2 separate regions of the Homo sapiens genome follow, and region 1 is linked to region 2. The links are chromatin loops, found by intact Hi-C in ENCODE. Cell type or tissue: PC-9. All regions are shown on one strand. Links, peaks and the distances in the headings refer to the core of each region. The heading gives the core; the rest is flanking DNA. Region 1 has its middle 28 kb from the start of JDP2-AS1. Region 2 has its middle 34 kb from the start of BATF.

Region 1 (15,473 bases), core at 2,494-10,493, 87 kb after region 2:
CACTACTGGTATATACACAAAGGAAAAAAAAAAAGGCATTATATAAAAAAGACACCTGCACTCATGTGTTCGTTGCAGCACTATTCACAATAGCAAAGACATGGAATCACCCTAAGTGTCCATCAGTGGATGACTGGATAAAGAAAATGTATCTATACATGGTATTCCATGGAGTACTACTCAGCCATAAGAAATAAATAAAATCATGTCTTTTGCAGCAACATGGATGAAACTAAAGGCCATTATCTTAAGTGAAATAACCCAGAAACAAAAAGCCAAATACCATATGTTCTCACGTGTAAGTGGGAGCTAAATAATGTGTACAAATTGATATAGAAAGTAGAATAATAGACACTGGAGACTTGGCAAAATGGGAGGGTGGGAGGAGGGCAAGAGATGAGAAATTACGTAATGGGTACAATATACACTGTTTGGGTGATGGTTACACTCAAAGCCCAGATTTCACCACTGTACAATATATCAATGTAATAAAACTGCACTTGTACTTCCTAAATCTATTTTAAAAAGAAAAAGAACTGAGTATCTGGTCCCTAGTCATAGTCTAGTCTTAAGCAATGCTTCTCACACTTCAGTGTGCATTCAGAGCACGCTACGGTTTGAATGTGTGTCCCCTCCAAAACTCCCCAATGTGGCCATATTGAGAGGTGGGGCCTTTAAGAGGTGATTGGGTAATGAGGGCTCTGCCCTCATGAATGTATTAATTTATTCATAGCTTAATGGATTAATTGGTTAATAGATTAGTAGGTTATCATGAGAATGGGACTGGTGGCTTTCTAAGAGAAGGAGAAAACCAGGCACAGTGGCAAGCATCTGTAAACCTAGCTACTTGGGAAGTTGAGGTGGGAGAATTGCTTCAGGCCAGGAATTCAAGACCAGCCTGGGGAACATAATGAGACCCTGTCTTAAAAAACAGAGAGAGAAAAGGAAGAAAGGCCTGTCTATCACACGCAGTCCCCCTGCCATGTGACGCCTTGTGCTGCCTTAGGACTCTGCAGAGTCCCCAACAGCAAGAAGGCCCTCACCAGATGCAGCCCCTTGACCTTAGACTTTTCAGCCTTCATACCTGTAAAACAAATGTCTTTTATTTATAAATTAACAAGTTTCAGGTATTCTGTTATAAGCAACATTAAAGGGGCTAAGACAGAGTCCCCAGGGATCTTATTAATTTGCAGATTCTGATTCAGCAGATCCAGGGTAGGGCTTGAGAATCTGCATTTCAAACCAGCTCTCAGGTGACTCCGATAAGGAAGCAGCCAGAGGGAGGGAGGCCAAAATGCAGACTTTGAGCTGGCTGGCGAAGGTCCTCAGTGTCATACCATGGAGCTTCCATAAGGGCTCCTCTCTCTTTTTTTCAGGATTTGGAAATTTGTTTGAAAAGAGATGAGACTCCAGGTTCTGGTGTCTCCACTGTATGGGAAAGCAGCTGAGACACAGTCACATTTAAATAAACTTTCCAGAAACTGCAACTTAGCCCTCCAAGTGCCAAAATGGTTTTTCTGATTATTGTTTTTGGTAGAAAGATTTCTAATGTTATTAAATACTATTTTGCCTTCTTAAATGGAGTACATTAAACAGAACCTGACTCTTGGTTTTTTTCTCCTTCTTTTAAAAAAATTGTTGGTGAAGTATATCTCATACATGAATAAAACATGGATGCACGGTATAAATAATATAAATAAAATACCAACAGACCCATGCTCCAGTGAAGAAAAAAATATCACAATGGTACCTGATAAGCCTCCTCCTTCTCTGTTAGAAGTAACCACACTCCAGCAGACTATACATTGTGTCCTTGCTTCTCTTTACCACACATGAATGTAGCCCCAAACAATATAATTTGTTTTGCCTGTTCTTGAATTTTATGTAAATCAAATTGCTATTTTTATATTTTCTTGTGATTAGTTCCTTTTGCTGAACATTGTGTTTTTAATTTTCATTTATTTGTTTATTTTTTTTGAGACAGGGTCTTACTCTGTCACCCAGGCTGGAGTGCAATGGCCCAGTCACAGCTCACTGCAGCCCTGACCTCCTGGGTTCAGGTGATCCTCCTGCCTCAGACTCCCAAGTAGCTGGAACCATAGGCTCACACTGCCATGCTCAGCTAACTCTTTCTTAAATTTATTTGTAGAGACAGGGTCTCATCATGTTGCTCAGGCTCATCTCCAACTCCTGGGCTCAAACAATCCTTTTGCTTCTGCCTCCCGAAGTCCTGGGATTACAGGCATGAGCCACCACACCCGGCCGAATGTTGTATTTCTAGATTCATCCATGTTGCTGTGTGTAGCTTTAGTGTGCTCATTTTCCCGGCTGTATTATATCCCATTGTAGAGCATACCACAATGCACTCATTTGTTTTCCTGTTTGGTGGATATCTGAGGAATTTTGAGTACTGTTACAAACAGTGCTGCCATGGATTTTCTGGTACATGTCTCCTGTGACCATTGCAAGAGTTTCTCTCTGCACACGTTTAGGAATGAAACTCCTGGATCAAGGACTCTGCACATGCTCAGCTCTCCAAGGTGCTGCCAAACCAGATTCTCAAGTGGTTGTTCTTCTACCAGTGATTGGGGAACTGCTCATTGCTCCGCATGTTCACCAGCACTGGATAATGTCCTGTGGTTTAACTTTTCTAACTTTTCATGACACCCAGGATTTTCATGACCCCCTTCCCTGTTTGTGTATTGGGCTATAACACAGACTCGATACTGTTACACCCAATCGGCTCTGATGCTAGGCTCTCCTGACTGCTTTGTCTCTGAGTTTAACACAAGCTAACACCCATCTTATAATTGCTGGTAGACTGTCAGTCCACGGCAGCCTTTCCCCTCTCCCGTCCACATTCAAATCTGCTATGGAATGGGACGTTCCTCATCCAAATTGTTCCTCAAACTTTGTCTACACAAACAGTAAATATGCTCTGAAGGAGGGTCAAGATGGTGCACCTGTGAATAAATACATAAAATCTAGGCAGTGGATCCTGTGACATTTATTTTGGCTGTGAATAGTGTTTTTTGTCTTGTTTTGCTTTGAGAGTTGTTGTTTGTCTGTTCATTGGTTTTGGGGGTTGTATTGATTTCTGCTCATTTTCTGGTTCCTGGCAGTGTTCCAAATAGCTGGGGTTGCCGCATAAATCACTTCTGAACAAGTGAAGTGCTGTACCCTTTGAATGTACTTCTAATTTAATTTTGTATTCATTTAATTAAATTTGTATTTAATTTTTGTTGTTGGTATTCCCCCAAAAATATCATGTTTCACCTCGTAGATGGCACATATCCCTATGCCAAGAGACACTGAATATTCCAAAGAACCCAATTTTGCCCCCATCAACAGCACCCTCAGAAACAAGAATTGTTAGGACTGTCTGACTTTAAATGGAATTCATGCCTCACGTTGAGTTTGAGATTATTCCATGGACTCATCTAATGGCAAAACCAACAATCTTGGTAAAATCTTATTGTTAAAAAGTAGTTTGACAGGGGCTAAGACTGGGTTACTGACCAACTCTGGCAGATGTAAGCAGAATGGGAATTTATTAACAGGATGTTGGATATTCACAAAATCATCAGGTGGACTGGAGGACCAGGGTTGAGGCCATATAGCCAAAAACAGTGCCCAAAATCATAAAATCACATGGCAGAACCTGTTCAGTAAGGAGCCACCACTGCCACCAAGCACTGGGCACCTCATCTTGCCTCACACATGCCCCTGGTACTGAACACCGGGGGCAACCACTGCTGCCCAGGTCTCGAGCCTATTGCTGAGGCTGCCTGGACCAGAGAGCCTGCCCTTCGTGGAGCCTGGTTACAGGCTGTGACCTAGCTACAAGAGAGTCTGGGAAGACAAATGTGTTATTTTGGCTTGAGTTCTATCTATTTAGATAGAAGACTCAAAATAATTATGGTCTAAACAACATAGAACTTTATTTTTTGGCCAGGCATGGCGGCTCACATCTGTAATCCCAGCACCCTGGGAGGCCAAGGCAGGTGGATCACTTGAGCCCAGGAGCTTGAGATCAGCCTAGGCAACACGGCAAGACCCTATCTTTGCAAAAATACAAAAATTAGCCAGGTGTGGTGGTGCACGCCTGTAGTCCCAGCTACTCAAGAGGCTGGGGTGGGAGGATCACTTGAGCCTGGGAGATCGAGGCTGCAGTGAGTTATGATCACGCCACCACACTCCAGCCTAGGCAAAAAAGCGAGACCCCTTTCTCAAAAAAAAAAAAAAAAAAAAAAGAAAGAGTTTTTTTTTTTCTCTATGTAAAAAAGTTTGAAGGCAAACAAAGTTGGAGCGAGACCACTCTGGAGCTCCTTCTGCACTGCCTTTGCACACTGCCTTATGGACCAATAAGGCTGCTTGGGAGCCTGCCATCAAGTCCACATTCCAGATATCAGGAAGGAGAAAAGGGTAAGAAGCAGGCCCCCTCCCTCCCTTTACAACCACTTCCTGGAAATTGCCCATATCACTTCTGTCTCAATGGTTGAAACTTGGTCGCTTGGCAACATCTGGCAGAAAAGAGTCTGGGAAATGTAGTCTTTGGCCCAGGCAGCCATGTGCCCAGCTAAACATTGAGGGTTCTCTTATTAAAGGAGAAGGGGAGAGTGGACATCTGGGGAAGCCACTGGTAGTGTTGGCCACGACAAGTTCTTAGCAATGTTTGCTTTGTGTTCTGGGATGTGAGCTCTGTTCCCCACCATGGCTCAGAAAAGTGTGTGTGTGTGAGTGGGATACTCCCCAAACACAGAAAGGGGGTTCAGAAGCTAGACCACATATATATATATGTGTGTGTGTGTGTGTGAAAATAAATTGAGAACACAAAATGGCCACTACCATTTCTTCTACTCAGTGGTAGGCTGATTTACAGACTCACACAGGATGAGAGCATTCAAATGAAGGCATTTGGCAGAGAAAGACTGGAACATGGAGCAGAAGAGATTTGGAAATAGAGTCGTTTCCATCACGCAAATCTTCATTTTATCACAGGTTTGTGGGACCAGGGCAAGAATTCAAACAACAATTCACATACCATGTATCTAAATATTTAAAAGCTATAAGTCAAGATAAGAAATTATTCAATAAAACCTGTCTTCTTCTCCTGTCTTCACAAATGAACCTCCATAACATTCTGGAAGGCCAGGTATGACTTTAGAATCCTCAGACTCTTCAGACCAGAATGCAGCAGCAGAAGGAAAGGCAGCCCCGCTCAGGGCCTGCCTGCCGTTTGTTCCAACCCTCAGCCAGGGCCCCTTCTCAAGTGCACATGCTTGACACCAGCCTGCACCTCCGGGTTCTGCCCACTGCCCAGTCCCAAGCAGCTATCCCTTGGCCACTGGCTGCACAGGCTACCTTGAGAGGGTGGACCATGGAAACAGGCCCACCCAGAACCTGGAAGTGGGCTTGGGCCATTCGGGCAGAGATTCTGGGGTCCTGAGTATGGAGCATGGGCTGGAAGGGGTGGGTGTGGGCATAGACTCTGTCTGGGCATCACCCTCAGCCCTGAGGACCCCCTCGCCCCAGGGACAAAGGGAGGCCTGCGGGGAAGGGATCTCCAAAGGGCAGGGCTTGCCTGGTCTCAGAGTGGTACTGGGTCACTTTGTCACACTGACTGGGCAGGCTTGTCCATAAAGTGAATTGAGAATAACTGGAAGCTTTTTTGAGAGTTTTCCCTATTCCATCTGGGATCTAAAGATTGCCCCTGGATTACTGACGATGCGAGAGGGATTTCTTTAGCCATGACTCTATGTTGGGGGAGATTCAGCACTAAGTACATTTCTCTTCATCTCTGGAAACAAATCCAAACTATAAAACCAAAACCAAAATAGAACAACGAAAAACAAATCCCTCTTCCTTCCCTTGACACACTCAGCCCATTTCTCTGTCGGTTTCCTTCAGCTCTGACACCCTCCAATCAGGCTCTCTCCCATCGTTCTTCTGCCTTTCCGTGCTCACTTTCCTCCCCCCGCCCTTCTTCCCTGGCTCCTGTCTTAATCCCTGCCATAGCGACAGGGAAAAAAACAACATAACACTGGGGCAGATGAGAGCTGAGTTTCAGAGCCCTACTGAGGAGCGCAGGCTAGCGGGGAACCAGGAGTTTCCATAACGAAACTGACAAGAGGAAAACCTTGAAATCTTGGAGGAGTAATGAGGAAAACCTTGGGGTTAGAGAAAGAAGAGGCCTTCCAAAAGCCCAGAGGAGGCCGAGATAAAAAGAACAAGGAAGGGCCAGGCGCAGTGGCTCACGCCTGTAATCTCAGCACTTTGGTAGGCCGAGGTGGGTGGATCATGAGGTCAGGAGTTTGAGACCAGCCTGGCCAACATGGCAAAACCCCATCTCTACTAAAAATACAGAAATTATCTGGGCGTGGTGGCATGCGCCTGTAGTCCCAGCTACTCAGGAGGCTGAGGCAGGAGAATCACTTGAACCTGGGAGGCGGAAGTTGCAATGAGATGAGATCATGCTGCTGCACTCCAGCCTGGGTGACAGAGTGAGACTCCATCTCAAAAAAACAAAAACAAAAAAGAACAAGGAGGAAGGGCTTTGGAAAGTTGGTAAAAGGTTAATCTATTTGCCCTCCATGCCACTTAGCCCCTGACCATCCCAAAACACAGAAGTCAACATCCTTGGGATGAATTATGAGCAGAGGGAGAAATTCCAGGGCAGGGGAGCAGACATCAGGAAAACTGAGATCCTTCTTCTGAAAGGACATAAAAAGTTAATATTTTTGTAAATTGGAACCCAAGCATTTCAGGCCTGGTGGGATGATAAGGGGTTAAAGCTTCCACGGAGCAAACCTAAAGTAGCTTGGAAGGGTGTGGCCCCCAATTTGATTTATTTTAGAAGCATGGAAAGCCAATGAATGTGCTTCTGGCCACAAGACAGGACAGGTGAGAAAAAAGAAAGGAAAGAGGCCTGGTTTGTGTTTCCTGGAAAGGGAGTGTCGTTACAGCTCTCCTGGGGAGCACACACACGCCTCTCGTAAATGTATATGAGCCCTGATTAGTTGGCTCCTGCTCACCACCCTAGCATGTTCCCAGTGGCTGGCTCCCTGGCGTTCTGGCACTCAGGGCTGCCAACACCTGCCAACAACAAGGAAGCTGGGTATTGGGGCTGCAGCTTTTGGAAGCTGCTTATGAAACAGATGACTAAGCCCTGGGGGCAGGGGGAGGGTGCAGCTCATGCCTAGCTCAGCGAGAACTCAATCCAAGTCAGCCTTGACCCGGTGCCAACCATGTGCCAGGCTAGTCCCTGGGGATGTGAAGATGACGAGGCATGGTCCCTGCTCCAAAGGACCAGGCATGCCCATAAAGAATTGTAATCAGAGGCATGAATCTGCAGAAGAGGAGAATACAGGGTTTGGCAGTGGACATGATTTCCCAGGGGGACAGTGATAGAGGCAAAAGAAGGGGGAAGGGGAGTTTCTCCATTCATGTAGTCAGGCTAAGAGTTTTAGCCTCTTCCTAAAGCACACACCCTCTTCCTCATGCCCTCTTAATCCAGTTAGTCTGGCTTCTGTCACCCAAGTGGCTCTCAGACTCTTTCCTCTTCTCCTGTCTTGGCTCAGGTCCTCATTTCTGGCTTTGGCCCAGGCTCTTTGCACTCAGCACTGCAGACAACTTCCTACAATTCAGGTCCAGTGGGCTTGCCCCCCTCCTTGAAGCTGTCTATTGTTTCCCATTGCCCCAGAATAAAAGCTAAGCCCCAAGGTCCTTCACATTGCAGCCCCAAGCTGCCTAAAGCCGAGGGCTCAAGGAGGCTTCAGTGTAGGTTTGACTCAATAGCACCACAATGTCATCAAAACCCCTTCTTCTTCTTGGTGTTTTCCTCTCTGCCCTCCATGGTGTTGTCTTCATGCTCAGGCAGGCTTTTCTCATGGTGAGAAAACGGCTGCCACAATTCCTGTTTTCACACCTATGCTCCATGCTGTATAGAAGGAGAAAGGGAGAGAGCTTCTTTCCCTGAACCTGCCAGCAAAGTCTTCTCCAGTCTCTCAGGTCAGAATTGGGTCATTTGCCCATCTGCAGGCAAGAAGGGATTTTGCTGATTAGTCTATACTGGGGCTATTTACCCCAAGCCTAGGCCAGGGTGGAGTCGACTTCCTCCAAAAAATATGGGAAGTGTAGGGAGGGTGGATACCCCAAGGAAAATGGGGTAGTTACTGAGAGAGAATGGATGCTGAAGAGGCCACCCTTCCAGCATCTCCTCCCGACAAGCCCCACCCAGCTACTTCTTTTTCCCAAACACGTCATGTTCTTTGGTGTCTCCCAAGCCTTTGCACATGCCTTCCCTTCACCTGGGATGGCTTTTCATTCCTCTTGCTCAGTGAATGCCTACTCATTTCTCAAATGCTTGCCCATCACTTTCCCTATTCTTTAGATACTGCAGTCAACTTAAGGACAGGTTCTTATTCACTCCTAGCATAATGCAATACCTGGCAAAAAGTAGGTGCTCAATAAATGTTTATCAAGTTAATGAACACTGCTGATGAGACAATAGCAAATCCCAAGTTCACAACAAAGAGCTAGTATGTCTTCAAAATCTCTTCCCAACATCTAAAATGTAACAAATATAAGTAGAATTGTAGTGTATAAAGCTAGGATGGGTTCAGGTAAAGAAATGTTGAGGGGCCAGAGTTTGTCCAAGCATCTCTAGCATCATCCCAGAAAAAGGGCTCCCTCCCAGGCTGGCAGGAATGTTTTAGTTCTCCTGGCAGGTTTGTAGGTCCTGAAATGGAAAGGGACCTATCAGGCTCTCATAGTCCGATCCATTAATCTTCTAACCATTTAGACTAGCCTACTGGGAAGAGATTGAAATGGTCAGCCAACTCAGGCACTCTCATCTGGCTGACAATTATAGTCTTACTGTTCTTGAATAACTTGGCCTTCTGGTTTACCAGAGAATCTGCATTTCATTAGCATGGTTTGGTCTCTGAGACCAACACTATCAGTTGCTTCCTCGCTATTTTCTTCCTTAGTCACAGAATCCCTGAATTTTAGCCAGCGACTTGGTCACCTAGAACACAGAGTACATTTCTCAGCCTCCCTTGCAGCTAGATAGGGCCATATGACTAAATCCCGACAAATGGATGTAAATAAAAGTAATATGTGTGTAACTTTTTGGAAGTGCCATGAAAAGGTGGTAGTGTGTCCTTCTTCCCTTTTCCTTTTCTGCAGGCTGGAAGGTGGTCGCACTGGCTGGAGCTGGAGCAGTCATCTTGGACTGTTGTGGAATTTGGAAATATAGCCCATGCATGGTGGACCAACAGATAGAAGGAACTTGGGTTAAATATTGCACAAAGAGCCATATCAGTAGCCCTCAAGACCTACCTAAGCATTTACATAAGAGAAATGCATTTCTCTCTCTCTCTCTCTCTTTTTTTTTTTTTTTTTTTTTTAGAGATGACGTCTCGCTTGTCTCTTAAAGTTGGGCAACATAACAAGATACCATTTCTAAAAAAAAAAATTAGCTGGCACAGTGATGTGTACCCATAGTCCAAGGTACTTGGGAGACTGAGGTGGGAGGATCACCTGAAGCCAGGAGGTTGAGGCTGCAATGAGCTATGATCACGCCACTGTACTCCAGCCTGGGCAACAGAGCAAGACTCTGTCTCTCTTAAAAAAATTATATTAATTACATGTTGAAATAATAATGGTTTAGCTATATTGGGTTAACATATGCTTTTTACTTTTTAAAATGTTACTACTAGAAAATTTTAAGTTACATTTATGGCTCACACTATATTTCTGTTGGACAGTGCTTCCCTGGGCCTTGTCCCCTCTGTCTGAACTGATAATATCAGATTACTGAGCCATGTAAAGCTGAGAGATGATTAGAAACTGAGCTCACACTCACCCACCAAGGTCTAGACTCTAACTCTGCCTCTGGCTCTGTCTGTCTGTCTGTCTGTCTTTTGCTCACTGGAATCTCTCACCTTATTTGTTAAATTACCTTATCTGCAACCAGAATAGGTATAAAGCTCAGCACAGAGCATGGGTCAGCCCAGAAGGAATGAGAACAGGAATCAGGAGGTGCTCAGGAAGTCTGAAAGGAATGTCTCTGGGATCCAGGCTTCAGTACCTAGCTAAGGCAGCAGACCACCCACAGGTACATGATCACTTTTATCAGCAGCAGAGAACCACATTTCAGCCATACCAAGCCTTCTTGAAAGGCTTCAGAGAGGGGTTTTGTATTTGGACCTCCAGGAGAAATACAATACATACACTTTCAAATTGTCCATTGATCTGAAGGAGAAAAAGGAGAATGTCCACCTGCTTGGGGTGCAGTTCTCCGTGAAGATTTTCCGATAGGGCTGTGTTAACCCATGCCTTAGTCAGCAGAAGCCATCTTGAACTTGTTCAGGCAATACCAAAGAAAGCTTCCTGGAAGAATCCTGGGATATCCATGGAAGCCAGGGCCAGCAGGCTTTCTCCAGGAATAGAAGCCCAAGAACTGGAAAGGCACTGGGAACCAGGCAGTATCTCTGCATTTTGAATCTGCAGCTCTGTTTTTTTCTCCTCTCTGCAAACCAAGCTGCTTTTCTTCTCAGTCCCCCAACCTCACCCCACCTACACACTCACACATGCACTTTCTTTCTTTTTTTTTTTTTTTTAAGACAGAGTCTTGCTCTGTCGCCCAGGCTGGAATGTGGAGTGCAGTGGCGCCATCTTGGCTGACTGCAACCTCTGCCTCCTGGGTTCAAGCAATTCTCGTGCCTCAGCTTCCTAAGGAGCTGGGACTCAGGCACGCGCCACCAAGCCTGGCTAATTTTTTTGTATTTTTAGTAGAGACGGGGTTTCGCCATATTGGCCAGACTGATCTCTAACTCCTGGGCTCAAGTGATCCACCCACCTCGGCCTCCCAAAGTGCTGGGATTACAGGTGCGAGCCACTGTGCCTGGCCCAACACTTCCTCATTTGTATCTCTTCCACTCAGGGCACCATATCAAACCAACTGGCTATCTCTTGGTCATCAAAATTCTAATAATCTGATTGACCAAGCCTTGGGCAACTGTTCACCTTGGTTTATGGAAACCAGGTGGCAAGGTCACATACTTTACACAGGCTGTCGGAGACTCATCTCTTTGGGTGACTTCCCATGCTACCTATGAGCTGGGTGGGTAGCATCAGAAGTATCCATCAACAACCTGGGGGCAATCACTGATGTGCCTTATGCCAAAGGACATGGTCAGCATCACCGTCATCCCCATCATCTGTCCTAATCACAGCCAACACGTTACTTCATTCAGTCCTCTCAACAGCTCTATTTTACAGTTGTAAAATTGTGATTGTTCCTATTTTACAGATTTAGAAATTGAGGCATCACATGACCAAGGTCACACAGTTAGTTAAGGGCACAGCTAGGAATCAACCGCAGGAGATCTGCCTCCAGTCTGGGCTCGTAACCACTGGATTCTACTCCCTGGAAGTACCCAGATGCTCTACTGTCCCCAGGGAAGCCCAGGAAGGGTGACATCACCTTCTCCCTCTGTGGCATGAGCTCTGTTCCTCCCTGCCCTCCGTCCCTGCCACTCAGGCTCATGCACAGCCCTCAGCCACACACACGTGACATCTGCTTTCCAACATTCCTTCCACCTTTCCTGATGCTGTTCCTCTGCCCAGAACCCTTTTCTCCCCACTCCCCCTCTATGTGACTGGCTCCTTCATGTCTCAGCTTAAATGTCACAGCCTCAGGGAGGCCTCGTGACACCCCAAGCCCCAGGCAGACCCTTCTTTTGTGATCTCACCACTCCTTGACCCTATCCTTTGGACCACGTTTCACCATTTGCGATCAGACACCTTTGGTGTGTTGTCTGTTTCACATCTGTCTCCTGACCAGACCGTAAGCCCCAGCAGCGTGAAACCCAGGTCTGGCTGGTTTACTGCCTTATCCTGAGCCCCATCTGAGTGGGGGCTCGATAAATGTTTGTCGAATGAATTAATGAAATGGAAAGGTACCAGGACACCAACAATATGAAATGAAACAGAACAGCCCTGGAAGCAAAGGGAGAAGGGTGCACAGAATGTGCAATAATAGCCGATAACAGACAGAACAGGACACTCGGGAACATGCGGCAAGGGCACCAGGACCAGAACTCCCCCTGGCCATTCTAGAATGTTCGCAGCTCAAGTGGTCTCCTCTGAGAGGATGCTGACCAGAGCTCCGGGTGGATTATAGTACTCAGGGGGACCAACCTCATACTCCCGTGCAGGAGCCCTGCTCCCAGTCTTGCTTGGAAAAAGATGCTACACAAAGGAGCCCTTCTCTCGCTTACATGGAAACTCCTGTCTGGAATAGTTCTAGTCGCAGCCTTCATTGCTGGGTCCCTGCTTCTCTGTCTATAAAATTATAGCTGAGCAAAATCAGATTCTTGTTGAAAATTAACATTTTAATCCCCAGGTGTCGACTCAGCATTCGGGAAGTTTCAAGAGTCCAACACAGTGTGGCAAAAAGAGCAAGGAGACAAAGAGCTTGACTTCGCCTCACTGGGCTTCCAATTCCTCTTCTGCAGAAACCAGAGGGCTGGATTCATAACTATGGGACCCTCTCCACTGCCAAAACTCTGTAATTCCTTGGATAAATCTTTTAGAAACTGAAGCTGCCTTTAAGGGCCCTAAAGTAATGGTAAAATATAATAGTAAACCGTACTAACTGACTCTTACAAAGTAATTCTTAGGTTTCAAGCCCCATGCCTAGCTCTCTTCACAAATTACTTCATTTACCTTGGTGGACTCAAGACCCAGAGATGGTAAGTAATTTACCCAGGGCCACACAGCTGGTAGGTAATGGACTTGGAATCTGAGCCCAAGCCAAACATATATGTTTAATTATTACCATCTTCTGCCTAACCCAGTGGCTCTAACAGCTGGGGATTCATTTAGACACTCAGGTACTTGAGTCAACTTTATGAATCAAAAGTAATAATACTGACCTGTCCTGCTGAGGGACAGTGAAAAATGGGCTGCTGACTTCCTGCAGTAGAACTCAGTATAAAACAAGCAAGAGGTGAAAAATCAAATAAGGCTAGGCACGGTGGCTCATGTCTATAATCCCAGCACTTTGGGAGGCTGAGGTGGGAGGATTGCTTGAGCTCAGGAGTTGGAGACCAGCCTGGGCAATATGGCCAAACCCCATCTCTACAAAAAATACAAAAATTAGCCAGGCGTGGTGGTGCATGCCTGTAGCTCAGCTAGCATGCCTGTAGCTCAGCTACTCAAGCAGCTGAGGTGGGAAGATCACTTGAGCCTGGGAGGTTGAGTCTGCAGTGAGTGCCACTGCACTCCGGTTTGGGTGACAGAGTGAGACCCTGTCTCAAAAAAATAAAATAAGCAACAACAGGCTACCCCAGGTACATAAAGCCTCAGTGATCTAGGGAGATTCTGATTCTGTCAACAGCATGTAGTTCTCACAGCATGGTGGGGAGAAAAGATGGGGATGGAAGGATTTGTTCATTACTGCACCACAGAACACGAGAATCAGGTTCACCCCCGCTCCGTCTAAATACTCCCCTAGGGCAGCCCGAGATCAGAGCTGAGTGGACCCAGAGTGCAGGCTGCGTTGTCAGCTGCCTGAGGGACACCCTCAACTCTCCCAGCCTCCCATCCGCCGCACCTGCTGGTTATAAGCCCTTTAGTGTAGGGACCATGAACTCAGGTGCGATGAGAGGCAGGCAGATAACAGAACTGGGCAAAAGGGGAGGCTGGGGATGACAGCTGATTGTTGTCTTGCCCTGTTATCAGACACTCCGCTTTAAGATAAATAGATAACAGACTTTATTCCACCTTTATGTGAAATGTGTTGATTTTTAAATACTAGAAACTTACTTTTAAAAATGTCTTAAAACCATGGCAAGGTGAACAATATGCAGGAATGGGCCAGATACGGCCTGGGGATCCCTTTGCCATCCTGTTTTCTGTGTCATGGAGGGGAGGCTTTTCATTAGTAGACTAAATATTAGAATGCCACATGCTTTCTTCTCTAATACTGCAGCCACCGCTCCTGCAAAGAATACTAAATCATAAATATTCCAGTTCTTAACCCATCTGCTGTGCCTAAGCCATGTCAGGGCCCATTTGGTCTCCTCTGTGAGACACGCGGCAGGGCTCTTACAGACGACTCCACAGGGACAGGGCAGGGAGCCCTGGAGGGAAGCTCTGAAAGAGGCGTCCACCAGGGGTTTTTGAGGATCCTGGCTACCCTTGGGGGTATGAGGGGATCTGCTCCTACAAGGTGACCCTGGTCAGAGCATCAGACTCTAGTTAAGTGAGCCAAGCAGAAGGGAGAAGCTATCCCTCTCCCCACATCCTCTGCGGAGGCCTCAAGGTCAACTCGCTGGCTCCGACCCCCTAGCCTACCAGTTTCAGGCCTCCAGGAAAGAGCAAACTGCTAAAGCTGGCCATGCATCAGGAGGAAACTGGCTCTCTCTAGGCCTAAGACTGAGTAAGGTTCTTCTCTGTGCTCTAGGGAGAGCCCTGGAGTTGCCAATGCCTCACAGGGTGAAGGGGAAATCAAGCTCCTTCCTCACTATCCCAAGCAGCACTCCAATCTCTGTGTTTCTAAGACCAAAACCAAAACAAAACAGGCCCCTAACGCCCCAAAAACTGCAAGCAGATATTTGAAAGAATGTGACATTGTTTCAGACTCTTTAGTTCTTTTAAAAGCAAATGGATGCACCTCACCTGTGTGAAACTCGGCCACGTGGCAACTTTCCAGGTCTCTATGACCTGAGCTGCTCAATTATCCTGTCCCAATGTCACTGCCTCCATCTAGAAAATGAGGATAAAATGCCTGCCCAGCCTACCAGACAGAATTGCTGTGAGGTGCCAATGAAATCATGTATGAGAAGCACTTCCAAACCAAGAAATGCTTTATAAATGTAAATTGTGATTATTTTAAATGTTTACATACCTGAGAATAAAGACTTAAAATGCAAAAGTCCTAAGAAAGCCAAATGTTGTCATTTGTTAATGACATGTGTTAATATACATCATTTATAGGCGAACACTTCAGGCTCTCACTTTGTGCCTATTTATTCTTGTTTTACACACAATTTGAACAAACTTGATTTCTAGGTAGGCAGATTGATTACAAAGTGGGGAGGAGGTGCCTGAAGTACCCAGATAGCAGTCTGAAAACAAATTACCCAATAATTATATACATCTATATGTATATAGTTATGTATATATACAAGTAGATAGTTATATATATAGTTCTATAACTATGTACGTACATTGTCATATGTATATTAAATTAACTAAAATCCACACTTTACTCAGATTTCCTTAGTTTTCTTTTTCATTTTATTTTTTTGTTTTGTTTTTAGTATAGAGATGAGGTCTCGCTTTGTTGCCCAGGCTGGTCTCAGACTCCTGGGCTCAAGCGATCCTCCCAGCTGGGTGTCCCCAAGTGCTGGGATTACAGGTGTGAGCCACCGCACCCGGCCCAGTTTCCTTAGTTTTTG
Region 2 (15,473 bases), core at 3,708-11,707:
TCTGGAACAAATTCTACCACTCCGGAAAATTTAAGCTTTCAGCTTCTTTTGCTGTTACCCATATGGTTGCCAAACTTGAAATTATGGTGTTGGCTAAATTCCCATCAATAATATCAGGTGACCCCTAGGGTTGTTGTGGGACTGGAAGTCGGCCAATTTCTATTACCTTAATGTATGAAGAGAAATGAACAGAGGTCCTAAGTGTTTTCAAATAGCTTGATAATTTATAGAAGAAGAAAAGAGAAAGAAGAAGAGGTAGAGGAAGAGGAGGAAGAGGGAGGGGAAAAAAGAAAAAGGAGAAGGGGAAAAGGGTGAGGGGAGGAGGTAATGAGGAAGAAAATGGCACTGAAATTTGACACAAAGAAAATAAACTAATTTTGAAACTCTCGGAACTACAACCTCACGCAGTTGGGTCTTTGTATAAGGATGATGTTGCTACTTTCTGTAGACAAAATCTCAAGGTGTCAAATGTCAAATGTCAGCAGTTGGAAGGACCTTGAAACTCAGAAACTCTATGAAAGGATATCCTTTCACATTGAGATTTTAGCTATCTCTTATGTTCATCTACGCAGAGACTTCATTTAAAATTCTGTTAAATGAAATCAACAGTTTTATGATACTTCCCTCCTCCAAAAAGGATGGGGGAAGCTAGAATCAGACGACTGAATTGAATCACAGCTCCACCCCTTGCAAACCATGTGCCTTTAGGCAAATTATTTAATCTTTCCGCATCTTAATTTTCTCACCTGAAAAATGAAGATATTACCAGTATATGTATCATGGAGCTGTTTGGAGGATTCCATGAATTTACAGCTTGGGTGCACTTGGTTAATGGCAGCCTCTGCCATCATTAATATGGCCATATCCTGTGATTCAGAATGTGACTCAGAGGCAAAGAGGTCTCACATCATGTGACAAGTCTTTGGGGCAAATGTCCGGTGACATCGCCAATTTCCTTCCCAAAGCCAAGAATCACTTAGCTCCATGACCGCCATGTTCACAGACTTCATTTCACTGGCCAGAGAATGGAAGCTCAGCAAAACCACACATGCCCCGGTGGCCCATGCTCCAGCTCAGCCTTTTAGCTATGCAGAGATGCACCACTTAATATTCCCCAACACCACCCCTTCTCTGCAGCATGGTAGAGGAAGGGTCCAGCACTTTGATTCACCTGTGCGAACATCTAAAGGTCGCTTCTCCCATGACACACAATGAGAGGACAACTGAGCTGAGATTCCCAGGGACCCTTTGGGCATCATGGGGATGGGAAGATGGGGTGTTGGAATCTCCCCATCTTTCAAGAAAGGTGACATCAGCATGGCCTGCTACCATGCACTCAGGCCAGAAAAGGTCTCAGCTGACCATCCTGGCTAACACGGTGAAACCCCGTCTCTACTAAAAATACAAAAAATTAGCCAGGCATGGTGGCGGGCACCTGTAGTCTCAGCTACTTGGGAGGCTGAAGCAGGAGAATGGCGTGAACCCGGGAGATGGAGCTTGCGGTGAGCCGAGATCACGCTACTGCACTCCAGCCTGGGGGACAGAGTGAGACTTTGTCTCAAAAAAAAAAAAAAAAAAAGAAAGAAAGAAAAGAAAAGAAAAGGTCTCAGCTATAATGAGACCACCTTGCCCCATCCCCACCCCCAAAATGACCACATGGACAGGGGCTGGCTCCCCTAGTTGTGGAATAATAGGGCACATGTACATCTGCTGATGCAAACCTTTAATGGATAATCATATAAGATATTTCACTATAACCAGGCTTCTTTTAAAGTTAGTACAATAGTTCCAACTTTCTTTATCACAATAATATAAAGAGTTGAAAAATTCTAATCATTCATTGAGCACCTATTATATGCCAGGCCCCATGCCAAGTGCTTTACAATCAGAATCTCATTTGAGGCTCACTCCACTGTGTGAGGCGGGTATTATGAGGGTCTCATCTTACAGATGAGGAAACTGAAACTCGCCCAATATCACACCACGTTAGGAAAGAAAAAAAAAGTTAATACCATAAGTGTAGTTGATTTATGATTCAACTATGAAGACTGGGATGGAAGGAAGCCCAGAAAAATGGAAACAGTTCATCTGATGGGGTGATAAGATTATCGGGGATGTTTTTCCCCTTGGTAAATATTTCTGTTGTTTTTGTACATTGATGCATTATACTACAGGGTAGAGAAGTTGGTTTCAAGCAGGGCTTTGCAGCCTCAGAGTGACATAGCGGAAAGTCTATGAGAAGCGGGGGGTCACGGACTGTCAACCTGGTGATAAATGTCCTAGGAGAAGACAAGCACCCTCCCCAGTCCCCCTCCCCACTCTCCATCCCCGCCTCCTCCCAGCCCACCTCCCAGCACACTCCCAGGCTCTTAGTGAATTGCTGGGTGTGCAGGGAGAGTTTGGGGGAAACCCCTTCTCCAGCTCAGGTTGACTTTGTAAAACTCACACAAATTTGCTCCTTTGGAACCTAGAGTGTTTTTTTTTTCCTTCTTCTTCTTCTCTTTTATGAATCAGCACAGAATTGGCCTGTGTGGGGGCCAGAGAAGTTTCTAGAATATAAATCTCGCTGAGGCCTGGTGCACCTCAGCCTACAGATACCTCCGTCCTCCCTCAGATTCCCTGCCTCATTAGGGGCACAGGCCAGGCTTACTTCAGCCCAGGCCCCAAGCTGCACCTTACCCTCCCTTTCTCCAGGGGCGCGAGCCCAGAGACAAGACTCCCACTCTCCCATTCCAAAGTCAATCTGTAGGGTCCCTGTAATCAACATGCATAAAGAGGGGAGAGGTCCCTGGGAGAAACGGTGGCTCCCCTCCCCTAAACTCAGCTACCCCCAGAACATGATGAGATGACACATGCCCTAGACTCCTCTCCACAAAGAGCCCCAAGTCAGGTGCCCCCACAGGTGCCATCCCTCTTTCCTCCCTCTCCCCGCAGGCTTAGCGACCCTCCCCACCGCCAAGCTGCTAATGAGAGCAGCAGACTGATTCACTTGTCCTCCTTCAAGTCCACCTGATGTAATATGTTGCCCCTCTGAGGGCATTTTCAGATCATCTGGGTCCCATGATCTTATTTCATAGATGAGTCAATGGAGGCTCAGAGCCATGAAGTGACTTGCCAAGATCGCCAGCCAGGAGGTGCCAGGCTGGGATTTCTTGCCCTACCACCATGCTGTACCATCCCCTTGTCTTGTTAAATGAGGTTTCTCATACACAGTATGTAAGGACTATGGTTTTGTTCATGAACACTACCTTCATCTTTCTTTCTTTCTTTTTTTTTGAGACAGAGTCTCACTCTGTCACCCAAGCTGAAGTGCAGTGGTGCAATCACAGCTCACTGCAGCCTCAAGTTCCCGGGCTCAAGTGATTCTCCTGCCTCCGTCTCCAGAGTAACTGGGACCACAAGTTTGCACCACCACGCCTTGCTAATTTTTATTTTTATTTTTTGATAGAGATGGGGAGGGGGCGAGTCTTGCTGTGTTGTCTGGGCTGGTCTCAAACTCCAGGCCTCAAGCAATCCTCCCACCTCAGTGACCCAAAATGCTGGGATTACAGGTGTCAGCCACTGTGCCTGGCCAACCGTCATCTTAATATCAGGCTGTGGAGAGGGAGCTGTAGTCAGGGAAAAGGAGCGATAGATGAGCTTGAGGGGTTGGGTCTGAAGAGGTGCTTGGAACCCCAAAAAGAGAGGCCAAGACTTGACCACAGGCCCCTCCCCAGTCCTGATCTGTTATATGCCAAGACTTGCAAATACCAGCTACCCAGAGGCATTGAGGGGGGAAAGGAGGACAAAAAGAGGTCAGCTATAAAAAACTAAAACTTGTCCCAAAATAAAGACTTAGAAACAAAGAATAAAAATTAAACACCACTTATCTTGTTATTCCTGGAGCCATCAGATTTTCAGTGATCTAATATCACTTTGACCGGTTTTTCTCTTCTATTCAAGCTTCTTTCTCATTGTGTTCACTTTGTAAGCTACTGCAAAAATTTTGGGGAGTGAACAAGACTTAAATCGTAAATAAGTAAGTGCAATCTATTGCTTTATCCTTATGGTGGTGGTTTATGTTGCCTAAGTTCAAAGCCGGGCTCTGTAGGGTACATGTGCTGGAATTCACTGATGGAGGGAACGTCTGTGTGGGGTCCTCCTTGGTGCCAGGTGCAGAGGTGCAGACAACCTGTGACCACACGCAACGTCTCAGTTCCACTCTTAAAGAACAGAGGCCCCAACCTCAACCTCAGAGGGTTTTCCAGCCCTGTTCCCGGACAAGCTGTCCCATGGTTCTGAAACTGACTGAAAGCGGAGGAGGGGAGCACACCACTCTGGGGGGAGCCCAAGAGACCAATCGCAACCACTTCCTCTGCCCCCTCAGTCATTATCCCAGACATCATCCATCGAACAACTATTTAACACTGGCTTGTGCCAGGCTCCATGTCACAGCTGGGAATTCATCAGTGACAAAACTGATGGAGCCCCTGCCCTAGATCCCACGGTCTAATGAGGGAGACAGATGCATAAGCAATTATAATTCCAGCCGGGCGTGATGGTGCACACCTGTAATCCCAGCACTTTGGGAGCCCGAGGTGGGAGGATTGCCTGAACTCAGGAGTTCGAGACCAGCCTGGGCAACGTGGTGAAACCACATCTCTACAAAAAAAAATACAAAAATTAGCTGGGCATGGTAGTGCATGCCTGTAGTCCCAGCTACTTGGGAGGCTGAGATATGAGGGTCGCTTGAGCCTAGGAGGTTGAGGCTGCAGTGAGCCATGACTGTGCCACTGCACTCCAGCCTCAATGACAGAGTGAGACCCTGTCTCAAATATATATATATATATATATGTGTGTGTGTGTGTGTGTGTGTGTGTGTGTCTGTGTGTGTATTTCCATGCAATAAATGCCACAAGAGAGGAAGGGAAGAAGTACAGAGGAGGGGTGTCCAATCCAGACCTGAGGGAGTCAGGATCTCTTCCCAGAGGAACTAAAATTTAAATTAAGACAGCAAGGCTCTATAAGACATAGGCCGGCATGGCAGACTAGCTCTCATGTTTCCTCTGCCTCCTGGACACAGAACAAGACTACATTTCCTAGCCTCCTTTGCAGTGAGGTGTGACTACGCCACTGAGTTTTAAGTTAATGTAATGTGGACAGTTGAGAAGCACCACTTCCAGGCCTGGCCCATATTCTTTGCTCATTCACTAGCTAAATGCAGAAGACTCCAATGTCCCAGAGGAAAGTAGAACCACAAGACCAAAGAGCCTGGATCCCTGAATCACCACATGGAAGACCTGTCCACCAATGGGGAGTTATTGCATGCATGAGAAATAAAGTTTGTTGTAAAGCCATGGAGATTTGGAGTTTATCTGTTACAGCAATTGGTATTACCCTAACTTATAACCAAGTAGGAGTGGGAGATAAAGTATGCCAGAAAAAAAAATTAGTAAAAGCGGTGACATGTGCCTGTATTCCCAGCTACTTGGGAGGCTGAGGTGGGAGGATCACTTGAGCCTAGGAGTGTGTGACCAGCCTGGACAACATAGTGAGACTCTGTCTGGAAAAAAAAGACTAACAACCAACCTAACTTTAGTGGGTAGCATTCAACCAAATGGACAGGAAAGAACAGAGGCTCTGAGGCAAATAATGGGATCAAACCCTGGCTCCATATTTCCTGGCTGTGTGATCTTGGGCAAGTTATTTAATATCTTTGCATTTTAGTTTCCTCATTTGTAAAATGAGGAAAAGAATATCTTCCTTGAAGGGTTGCAGAGAGTATTAAATAAATAGAACCTAGGATGGTTCCTAATACAAAAGGCTTATCAGATAATAAATCCCTTACTCCAAACTGTATGCATTCATAGAATGACATTTAACTAATAATATGCTTTGGTAACTGGTAACAGTAACAATAATAATAAACATTTACCGAGAACTATTTATGCTCCAGGCACTTTTCTAATTATTCACAATTATTAATTAATTCCATACTCATAGCCCTATGAATTACTTCCCCCCCACATTTTACAGATGAAGAAACTGAGGCACAGAGGTGTCGGTAACATGTCCAAGATTATCAGCTGGTACATGGTGGAACTGGAGTTTAAATCTAGGAAGGCATGGTTACAATTCCATGCTGCAGATGAAGGAACAGAGAGGTGGTGTAAATTGTTAAAGCCACACAGTCTTAAGGTGTTCTGGGGTTGAGGGCTCCAGCACCAGCCATGACTTCTTGGCATTCTGTAAGGGCACGGAGCAGACGGCCTCCTCTGACTCCGTGAGAAACACCATCCTTTGCATCTTGGCAGGTGTGCTGGTGGCTTTGGCAGTAATGACGCTGACCAAAACCAAAGACTGATCCTCAATCAACAGTGAGAAATCAGCAGGTGAACGCGCCCTGGGTCCCCTCCAGCAATGACACTGCAGCTCTCTCTGGCTGTGAAATGGAGGCTGAGTGGTTTGGGTTTTTAAAAGAATGACTTTTCCATCAGAGCTTTAAAGAGGCTTACACTGGAGCCACCTCATTTAGAAGTTTTCTTTTAAACTTTTTTTTAGTTAGTTTGTTTGTTTATTTATTTATTTTGAGACGGAGTCTCCCTCTGTCGCCCAGGCTGGAGTGCAGTGGCGGGATCTCGGCTCACTGCAAGCTCCGCCTCCCGGGTTCTCGCCATTCTCCTGCCTCAGCCTCCCGGGTAGCTGGGACTATAGGCGCCCGCCACCAAGCCCGGCTAATTTTTGGTATTTTTAGTAGAGACGGGGTTTCACCGTGTTAGTCAGGATGGTCTCCATCTCCTGACCTTGTGATACGCCCGCCTCGGCCTCCCAAAGTGCTGGGATTACAGGCGTGAGCCACCGCGCCCGGCCCTTTTCTTTTTTTTTTAAGTTTAAAAGGATTCTCTATCTCAGAAAAATGAAACAAAACGAAAACAGTTCTAAGAAATTGGGCCTCAGAGGGCAAACCTAAAGAAGAAACTGCTCCACAAGAAAGGGGCTGGACTTGGACTTGCCGAGCTTCCAAATGACCAGCAGAGGGCAGCAAAGACGCTGCCCAGAGAAGGCTGACGCCCCAGGATCTTCCTAGAATCATCCTCGAAGGAAGGGCTTTGTCCGTCACTCGGAGCATCCCCTAGACTTGGAGTCTCAGCTATTTAAAAAAGAATGGGCTTTGGGCTTGTTCTTCAGCTCATGTAGCTAATGCACAGGAACTTTGGAAAATTTGGGAGGTCTGGAAATATGTGAGTCAAATAATTATAATCCTGCCATCCAGAGAGAACTGCTGTTAATATTTTAATGAATATCCTTCTGGACAGATGTAGAAATGGATGGAAATTTAGATTATACATATACATATACATATACATATACATATACATATACATATACATATACATATACATATACATATACTTTTTTTGATTTCCTGAAACTGACATCAGTCAGTATATACGAATTGGTGGTCTGCCAGCAGGCTGGACGCAGTAGCTCACGCCTGTAATCCCAGCACTTTGGAAGGCCGAGGTGGGCAGATCATGAGGTCAGGAGTTTGAGAGCAGCCTGGCCAACATAGTGAAACCCTGTCTCTACTAAAGATACAAAAAATTAGCCGGGCATGGTGGTGCACGCCTGTAATCCCAGCTACTCAGGAGGCTGAGGCAGGAGAATCGCTTGAACCTGGGAGGTGGAGGTTGCAGTGAGCCAAGATCGCGCCATTGCACTCCAGCCTGGGTGACAGAGCAAGACTGTCTCAAAACAACAACAACAACAACAACAAAAACCCAACAGCAAAAAAAAGTATAGCCATATATATCTGCATGCATATATGGCTATATTTTTTGCCCTAGTGTCTCTCACTTGGGCAAGTCCCAAGTGAGACTTGGAGGACCAGCCTCTACTGCACCCAGCACAGGGGTGAGGAGCCGGCACAGCGAAGGGTGGGCGGGCAAGACCAGTGTCCTCTGGTGCCAGTGGTCATTCTGCTGATATATATCTGCATGCATATATGGCTATATTTTTTGCCCTAGTGTCTCTCACTTGGGCAAGTCCCAAGTGAGACTTGGAGGACCAGCCTCTACTGCACCCAGCACAGGGGTGAGGAGCCGGCACAGCGAAGGGTGGGCGGGCAAGACCAGTGTCCTCTGGTGCCAGTGGTCATTCTGCTGGTATATATCTGCATGCATATATGGCTATATTTTTTGCCCTAGTGTCTCTCACTTGGGCAAGTCCCAAGTGAGACTTGGAGGACCAGCCTCTACTGCACCCAGCACAGGGGTGAGGAGCCGGCACAGCGAAGGGTGGGCGGGCAAGACCAGTGTCCTCTGGTGCCAGTGGTCATTCTGCTGGCTCTCTTCATAGCCTGGGGCTAAGCTTTCTGCAGTCTTAGGGAGAGGAAGTCGTGGAGCTTTCTAGCTCAAAAATATTCTGCTGCATGAGCAGGTGCTCTGAGTTCGTTGAATTTCATCAAAATGAGTCATATCAAAGGTGTGAAAGAGTGGCAGGGTTTAAGGAGTTACCACATCCTGGTTCCACATGGTACATCATCCTTTAACTCCAGACAGAGGCACTACTCATTGGGAATTCAGGCTGCAGCAATGGGCATGGTGTTTTCTCTCCAAATGCAAAGACTTCGAACATTTCTTTGTCTTTGGATGTGGCCACCTATTCCCAGAGAAAAACATCAGCGTTCTTACTCTGCAACCCCTTTGCTCGTTGTTAAATGAGCTTCAAACCTAAAAAAAAAAAACAACCCACTGAAAGTGCAGCGATGCCTGAATTGAGTTTTAAATGAGACACAGGTGTTGACTAGGTGAAGCGATGGGGACATCCCACTACCCAGAATTATAAGCAACTCTTGTTTCTCCACACAAATAGATGGGCCACCGCTGATTTCCTAAGGGAATTCTTTGTCCTTGCTTTGGAGTGAGATAAATCCGGCTTTGAATATCAACTCCACTACATCCTTATTTTGTCCTTGGGCAAGTCACATAACCCTGGGCATTCCAAGGTAGAGCCAAGATTAAAATGTTGGAAGCGTTTAGAAGGAAGTAAGAGCTGTTCAGTCTGGCTGGAGCAGAGAATGAGAGGGGCCAGAGCAAGACGGGGCAGGGACGCCGCACTAGGGAAGCCCACCAGAAGCTGCCGCCGGATCTTAAGCAAGGGTTAAATCCTATGATGACAGATGATGTTTTTCCAGTCTCTCAAGAGTTATAGCAAAAACCAACAACATGCATTGAAGGTTGTATGTATTTTACACATATGAAACTACACATATAGTCCATTGGCAGCATTGTGTCCTATTCGGGTGACCATTATTGGCTCCCATAGGCAGTTTGGCAGGCTTCCTACCCAACCCCACTCTGCATCCCAGTTGCACACATGAGATAATTCCAGTGAGGGTTGTCCCCACCCTCTTAAATGTGTTGTGGTCACATTCACAGCTCAGATGGTCTTTCTTTCTTTCTTTCTTTCTTTCTTTTCTTTTCTTTTTCTTTCTTTCCTTCCTTCCTTCCTACCTTCCTTTCTTTTTTCTTTCTTTTTTCTTTCTTTCTCTCCTTCCTATCTTTCTTTCTTCCTTCTTTCCTCTTTGTTTCTTTCTTCCTTTCCTCCTTTCTCTCTCTTTCTTTTTCTTCCTTCATTCCTTCCTTCCTTCCTTCTTTCTTTCTTCCTTTCCTCCTTTCTCTTTCTCTCTCTTTCTCTCTCTCTCTTTCTTTCTTTCTTTCTTTCTTTCTTTCTTTCTTTCTTTCTTTCTTTCTTTCTTTCTTTCTTTCTTTCTTTCTTTCTTTTTCTTTCCTCTAGATAGAGTTTCACTCTTGTTGCCCAGGCTGGAATGCAATGGTGCAATCTCAGTTCACTGCAACCCCTGCCTCCTGGGTTCAAGTGATTCTCCTGCCTCAGCCTCCTAAGTAGCTGAGATAACAGGTGCGTGCCACCACGCCTGGCTAATTTTGTATTTTTTGTAGAGACAGGGTTTCACCATGTTGGCCAGGCTAGTATCGAACTCCTGACCTCAGGTGATCCACCTGCCTCGGCCTCCCAAAGTGCTGGGATTACAGGTGTGAGCCGCCGCGCCTGGCCTCAGATGGTGTTTCTTAACCTCTGTCTGTCAATCATGCTTAAGCCTAGCCAAGTTGGGGTGAGTGGTAGGAAAGGAAAGAGGTCTTTTTAGCAGAGAGGGACATCTGGGTGCTCAGCAGAGAGGTAATATTCAGAGGTGAGGTCTTCTCGAGACTTGGCACTCCCAGGCATTCACGCTGACCCATCAGAATTCATCATGAAGTTGGAGCATGATATGGTTTGGCTTTGTGTCCCACCCAAATCTCATCTCAAAATGTGATCCCTACATGTCAAGGGAAAGAGATGATTGGATCATGGGGTTGATTTCCCCCATGCTGTTCTCGTGATAGAGAGTGAGTTCTCACGAGATCTCATGGTTTTATAAGTGTTTGGAAGTTCCTCCTTCATGCTTCTCTCTCCTGCTGCCTTGTGAAGAAGGTGCTTTGCTTCCCCTTCACCTTCTGCCATGATTGTAAGTTTCCTGAGGCCTCCCAAGCCATGCGGAACTGTGGGTCAGTTAAACCTCTTTCTTCATAAATTACCCAGTCTCGGGTAGTATCTTTACAGCAGTGTGAGAATGAAGTAACATAGAGCTTCCTTCTCAGACCTCTATTGTGGCAGCTTTTGTTTGTTTTATATATATAAAACAACCATGGTTGTTGCAAGGGTTAACTCCAGCAGGCCTGGAATTGACATAGGCTGATTTACCGAAATAAGAGCTATTCCTGCACAGCACTGAGCCCTGGTCAAGGCATTAAAGATACTCATTAACAGTGCTGTTTTGTAACCATGAGTCTGAGGGATTTCAACGTGGTTTGTACTGGCTTATCAGCAGTGTTTATTTTTATTTTTACTTTGTTCAGCATTGTGTATTGATAACAGTGAGATTGATGATTTGTTCCTGGTCTTGGTGAGACCCCTGGAGGACTGTGCTTTTGGGGCTGGTGACACAGCAAGAAACATGCCTACATGAGCAGAGGGGTATATGACACCCTGCTGGAAACTCCAGCTTGGGCTTCCCAGTTCTGAGGTGTTCTGTGACACACAGGTGACTCTAGAGAGAAGGTATGTCTTGCGTGGCTCTTCCAGAGGTGGAACAATTGGAGCTTGCACCTGCCCTCTCTGGATCCCTTGATGTCTTACTTAACTGCTGTTGCATTAAATGAATGGTTTGCTGCAATAAGCAGTAGCTTTGTAAGCACTGTCAACTTGAACTCTTTGAATCTTCTTTAGCAATCAAACCCTGCCTAATGACCATTGTTAGTGCACATAGGATGTAAGCAGCCCTGGTTTTCTTTTTTTAAAAAATAGAGACAGGGTTTTGCTACGTTGCCCTGGTTTTTAAAAGGTTTAGATCTACACAAATAGCCTGGATAAAGGTTCATAATCTAAGTGAAATGAGTAAGTCGCAAACTAAGATGTAAAACATGATTTCATCTTTATTTCTTTTAAATGTGTGATGCCGTGTGTGTGTGTGTGTGTCTATCTAAATATATTTGTAGAAAATTAAGGGAAAAAACAAAGAAGTGTAAAGAAGTGTGCACACTAAATCATAAATGAGGGTTACCTTGTTGGGAGGTATGTGAAATGAGGGAATAGAATGGACTGGAATGTCTACTTCTCCGATTTGAATGTTTTTGTCCTCTCCGAAATTCATGTTGAAATTTAATCCCAATGCAACAGTATTAAGAACTGTGGCCTTTAGGAGATGGTTGAGGCATGAGAGCTCTGCCCTCATGAATGGGATTAAATGCTCTCATAGAAGGGTGTGATAGAGGGAGTTTGCCCCCCTTCCACCAGCTCTGTCCCTTCCACCATGTGAGGACACAGCGTTTCTCTCCTCTGGTGGACAGAGCAACAAAGCGCCATCTTGGAAGCAGAGACAGGGCCCTCACCAGACACTGAAACTGCCGCCATCTTGGAAGCAGAGACAGGGCCTCACTAGACACTGAACCTGCCAGCACCTTGATCTTAGACTTTCCATCCTCCAGAAATGTGAGAAATAAATTTCTGTTCTTTATAAATTATGAAGTCTGTAGTATTCTGTTGCAGAGGTACAAACAGACTAAGAAATTGGTACCAGAGAAGTAGGCCTGCTGCTATAACCAGTATCTTGAAATATGGAAGTGGCTTTGGAACTGGGTAAGGGGTAGAGGATGGAATAGTTTTGAAGCATATGCTGGAAAAAGCCTGTATTGTCATGACCAGAATGTTAAAGGAGATTCCAATGAGGGCTGTGAAGAGGAAAGTTGTAGAGACAGCCTCAGTGTTAGGGATTATCTAAATGGTTGTGAACAGAAGGCTGGTATTCTAGAAAAAGCCAATCTGATGAAGTCTTAGATGAAAACGAGGAATGTCTTATCAGAAGTTGGAGGAAAGGCTATCCTTGTTATAAAGCAGCAAAAACTCGTCTGAATTGTATCTGTATCCTACTGCTTTGTGGAAAGCAGAATTTAAGATCAATGAACTGGCATATTTAGCAGAAGAAATACCAAAGCAAAGTGTTCAGGGTGTGGATGGCTTCTCTTAACTGCTCATGGTAACATGTGAGAAGAGAAATAATTTAAAGATGGATTTTTTTTTGATGGAATTTCCCTCTGTTGTCCAGGCTGGAGTGTAGTGGCACGATCTTGGCTCACTGCAACCTCTGCCTCCCGGGTTCAAGTGATTATTTTGCCTCAGCCTCCTGAGTAGCTGGGACTACAGGTGCGCGCCACCATGCCCGGCTAATTTTTGTATTTTCAGTAGAGACGGGGTTTCACCATATTGGCCAGGCTGGTCTCCAACTCCTGACCTTGTGATCTGCCCGCCTCGGCCTCCCAAAGTGCTGGGATTACAGGCGTGTGCCACCGCACCCGGCTTAGAGACGGAATTTTTAATTAAAAGGGAAGCAGAATGATTTGGAAAATTCTCAGCATGGCCATGTAAAGAATAAAAAAGCATGTTAGGAGAGAAAGCCAAGGGTGTGGCCAAGTGACCACAGATTAGTAAATCTGTTAATCTGTTGATAAACAGGTTAGTATAGACTGAAGGAAGCTGGATGCTGTTCACCAAGATGATGGAAGAATAACCCTGAAAGCATTTCTGAGATCTCAGAGACTGCCCTACCCATCACAGTCAGGGCATTGAGGGCAAAATAATTTCAAGGGAGGGGCCCAGGGCCCCTGTGGAACTTGGGGTCCCGGGGATCCCGGTCCAGGGCCTCCTCAAGTCTCTGCTAACTGTATTCTGGCATGGTGCTCCTTGGTAGCCCCAGCTGTTGCTCAGGTGGGCCCAGGTGCAGCTGAAGCCACCACTCCAGAGGACACAAGTGGTGAACCTTGGTGGCTTACATGTGGTGCTAACTCCACAGGCATGCAGTGACGAGCTGCAGAGGCAGGGCTACCTCCACCTGGATTTCAAGGGATGCCTCAGAGAGCCTCAGGGCCCAGGCAAAGAAATGGCACAGGGAAGGGGCTGCTGTGGAGAGTCCCCACCAGGGCAGTGCCTAGTGGAGTCCTGGCAGCGGGGCCACTCTTGAGACCCCAGGACAGTAGAGCCTCAGGAGTGCAACCCCAGCCCTGGAGCGCCAGTGGCAGGCTACTCACCCCCAAAAGGCGTCTCCACCTTGTTTTATGTGATTAAAAAGAAGAAATGGGGTCATAGGCCTTTAAAAAAATTAGTAGACTTTATTTATTTATTTATTGAGGCAGAGTCTCACTCTGTCACCCAGGCTAAAGTGCGGTGGCACGATCTCGGCTCACTGCAACCTCCATCTCCCAGATTCAAGTGATTCTCGTGCTTCAGATACCCAAATAGCTGGGACCACAGGCTCCCACCACCATGCCTAATTTTTGTATTTTTGATAGAGATGGGGTATTGTCATGTTGGCCAGGCTGCTCTCAAACTCCTGACCTCCAGTGATCCACTGTCCTTGGCCTCCCAGGGTGCTGGGATACAGGCGTGAGCCGCTGTGCCTGGCCAATAGATTTTAATTTTTAGTTTCACAGAAAAGTTGAGTATAGGTACAGTTTCTATATATTCCCTCTTCTCCACACTGCCTCACCCTGTGTACCGCCTCCCTGACAGTTTCCCCTATTGTTAATAACTTGCATTAGTGTAGTACACTTATTACAATTGATAAACCAAAAAGATACATTGTTATTTAAAAAAGTCTACAGTTTAAGGTTCATTCTTTGGTTGTATAGTTCTATGGGTTTTGACAGATGCATAATATCGTGTATCTATCATTAACAGTATCATAGGGCAACGTTTCACCACCCTCGTAATTCCTTGTGCTGCACCGTTTCTCCCTCTCTCCTCCCTGCAGCCCTGGCAACCGTAGATCTTTTGATGATCTCCCTCCTTTACCTTCTCCAGAATGTTACATAGTTGGAATCATGCAGTATGTCGCTTTTGCAGACTGGCTTCCTTCACTTAGCAAAATACATTTAAGGTTCCTCCCTGTCTTTTCATGGATTGACAGCTCATTTCTTTTCATCGCTAAATAATATTCCACCTTTTGAATATATCATAGTTTATCCATTCACCTATTGAAAGACATCTTGGTTTCTTCCAATTTGGGGTGATTATGAAAAAAGCTGCTATCAACTTTCGTGTGGACATAAGTTTTCAATTCATCTGGGTCAATACCAAGACATGTGCTTGCTGGATTACATGGTAAGAGTAAGTTTGGCTTCATGAGAAATTGCCAAACCGTCTTCCAAAGTGGTTGCACCAATTCTGCGTTTGCACCAGCAGTGAATGAGAGTTCCTTTTGCTCCACATCCTCGCCAGCATTTGGTGTTCTCCGTGTTTTGGATTTCAGCCACTCTAATAGGTGTGTGCAGGTAGCTCATTGTTTTAATTTATAATTCCCTAATGGCATATGATGTTGAGCATCTTTTCATGTGCTTATTTGCCATTTGCGTATCTTCGAGGTGTCAGTGCGGATCTTCTGCCCATGTTTTAATTGGTTTGTTTGCTTTCTTATTGTTGAGTTGTAAGAGTTCTTTGTATATTTTAGTTATAAGACCTTTATCAGATATGTGTTTTACAAATATTTTCTTCCAGTCTGTGGCTTTTCTTTCCAAAGGTCATTTTTAAAAACACTTCTGGGCTTTTCAAGTAAATGTTTAGATTTTAAAAATGAAGGTAAATACGAATGACTTCTCTTAGTTTAGCCACCCCTGCCTGGCTAGACTTCTAGTATAAATTTCCTAGTAAGGAGGAATTGGCTGCAAAATGAAATCCACACCTCTGTGTTATACTTGTGAACAGCTTTTCTATTTATGTAACTAATTTAGTAACTCTCATTGTTTATCTGTCAGTTTATGAGGAAAGAAAATCCCCCTTTTGGCAAATCCGAATGAAAGAACTGCAAGTCCTGTGTGTGGGAGGGGTAGAAACTCTAAGGCCCCACGTGGATCGTCTGCTCCTTGTGCAGGAGCCCAGTCAGG

The links. A loop is a pair of places that touch in the nucleus more often than their neighbours do. Peaks named below come from ENCODE experiments on the same cell type or tissue, not always from the same donor. Only the 100,000 strongest peaks of a DNase experiment are listed, where the experiment ranks them.
Region 1: a loop joins it to region 2, with 8 times the contacts of the local background. A loop is called at or near these places in 3 of 110 quality-filtered maps.

What each region holds. Positions count from the first base shown.
Region 1 is chr14:75,392,125-75,407,597 of GRCh38, reverse strand. No RefSeq gene overlaps it. Among named protein-coding and RNA genes, the nearest start is that of JDP2-AS1, 28 kb to the left of the region's middle. In PC-9, for the core only: no CTCF peak of the experiment used is centred there; a DNase peak (open chromatin) is centred at 7,127; H3K4me3 peaks cover 568 bases; H3K27ac peaks cover 2,108 bases.
Region 2 is chr14:75,480,514-75,495,986 of GRCh38, reverse strand. No RefSeq gene overlaps it. Among named protein-coding and RNA genes, the nearest start is that of BATF, 34 kb to the left of the region's middle. RefSeq lists an enhancer at 14,983-15,473. In PC-9, for the core only: CTCF peaks have their summits at 6,812 and 7,015 (motif pointing right); DNase peaks (open chromatin) are centred at 7,036 and 8,436; H3K27ac peaks cover 836 bases.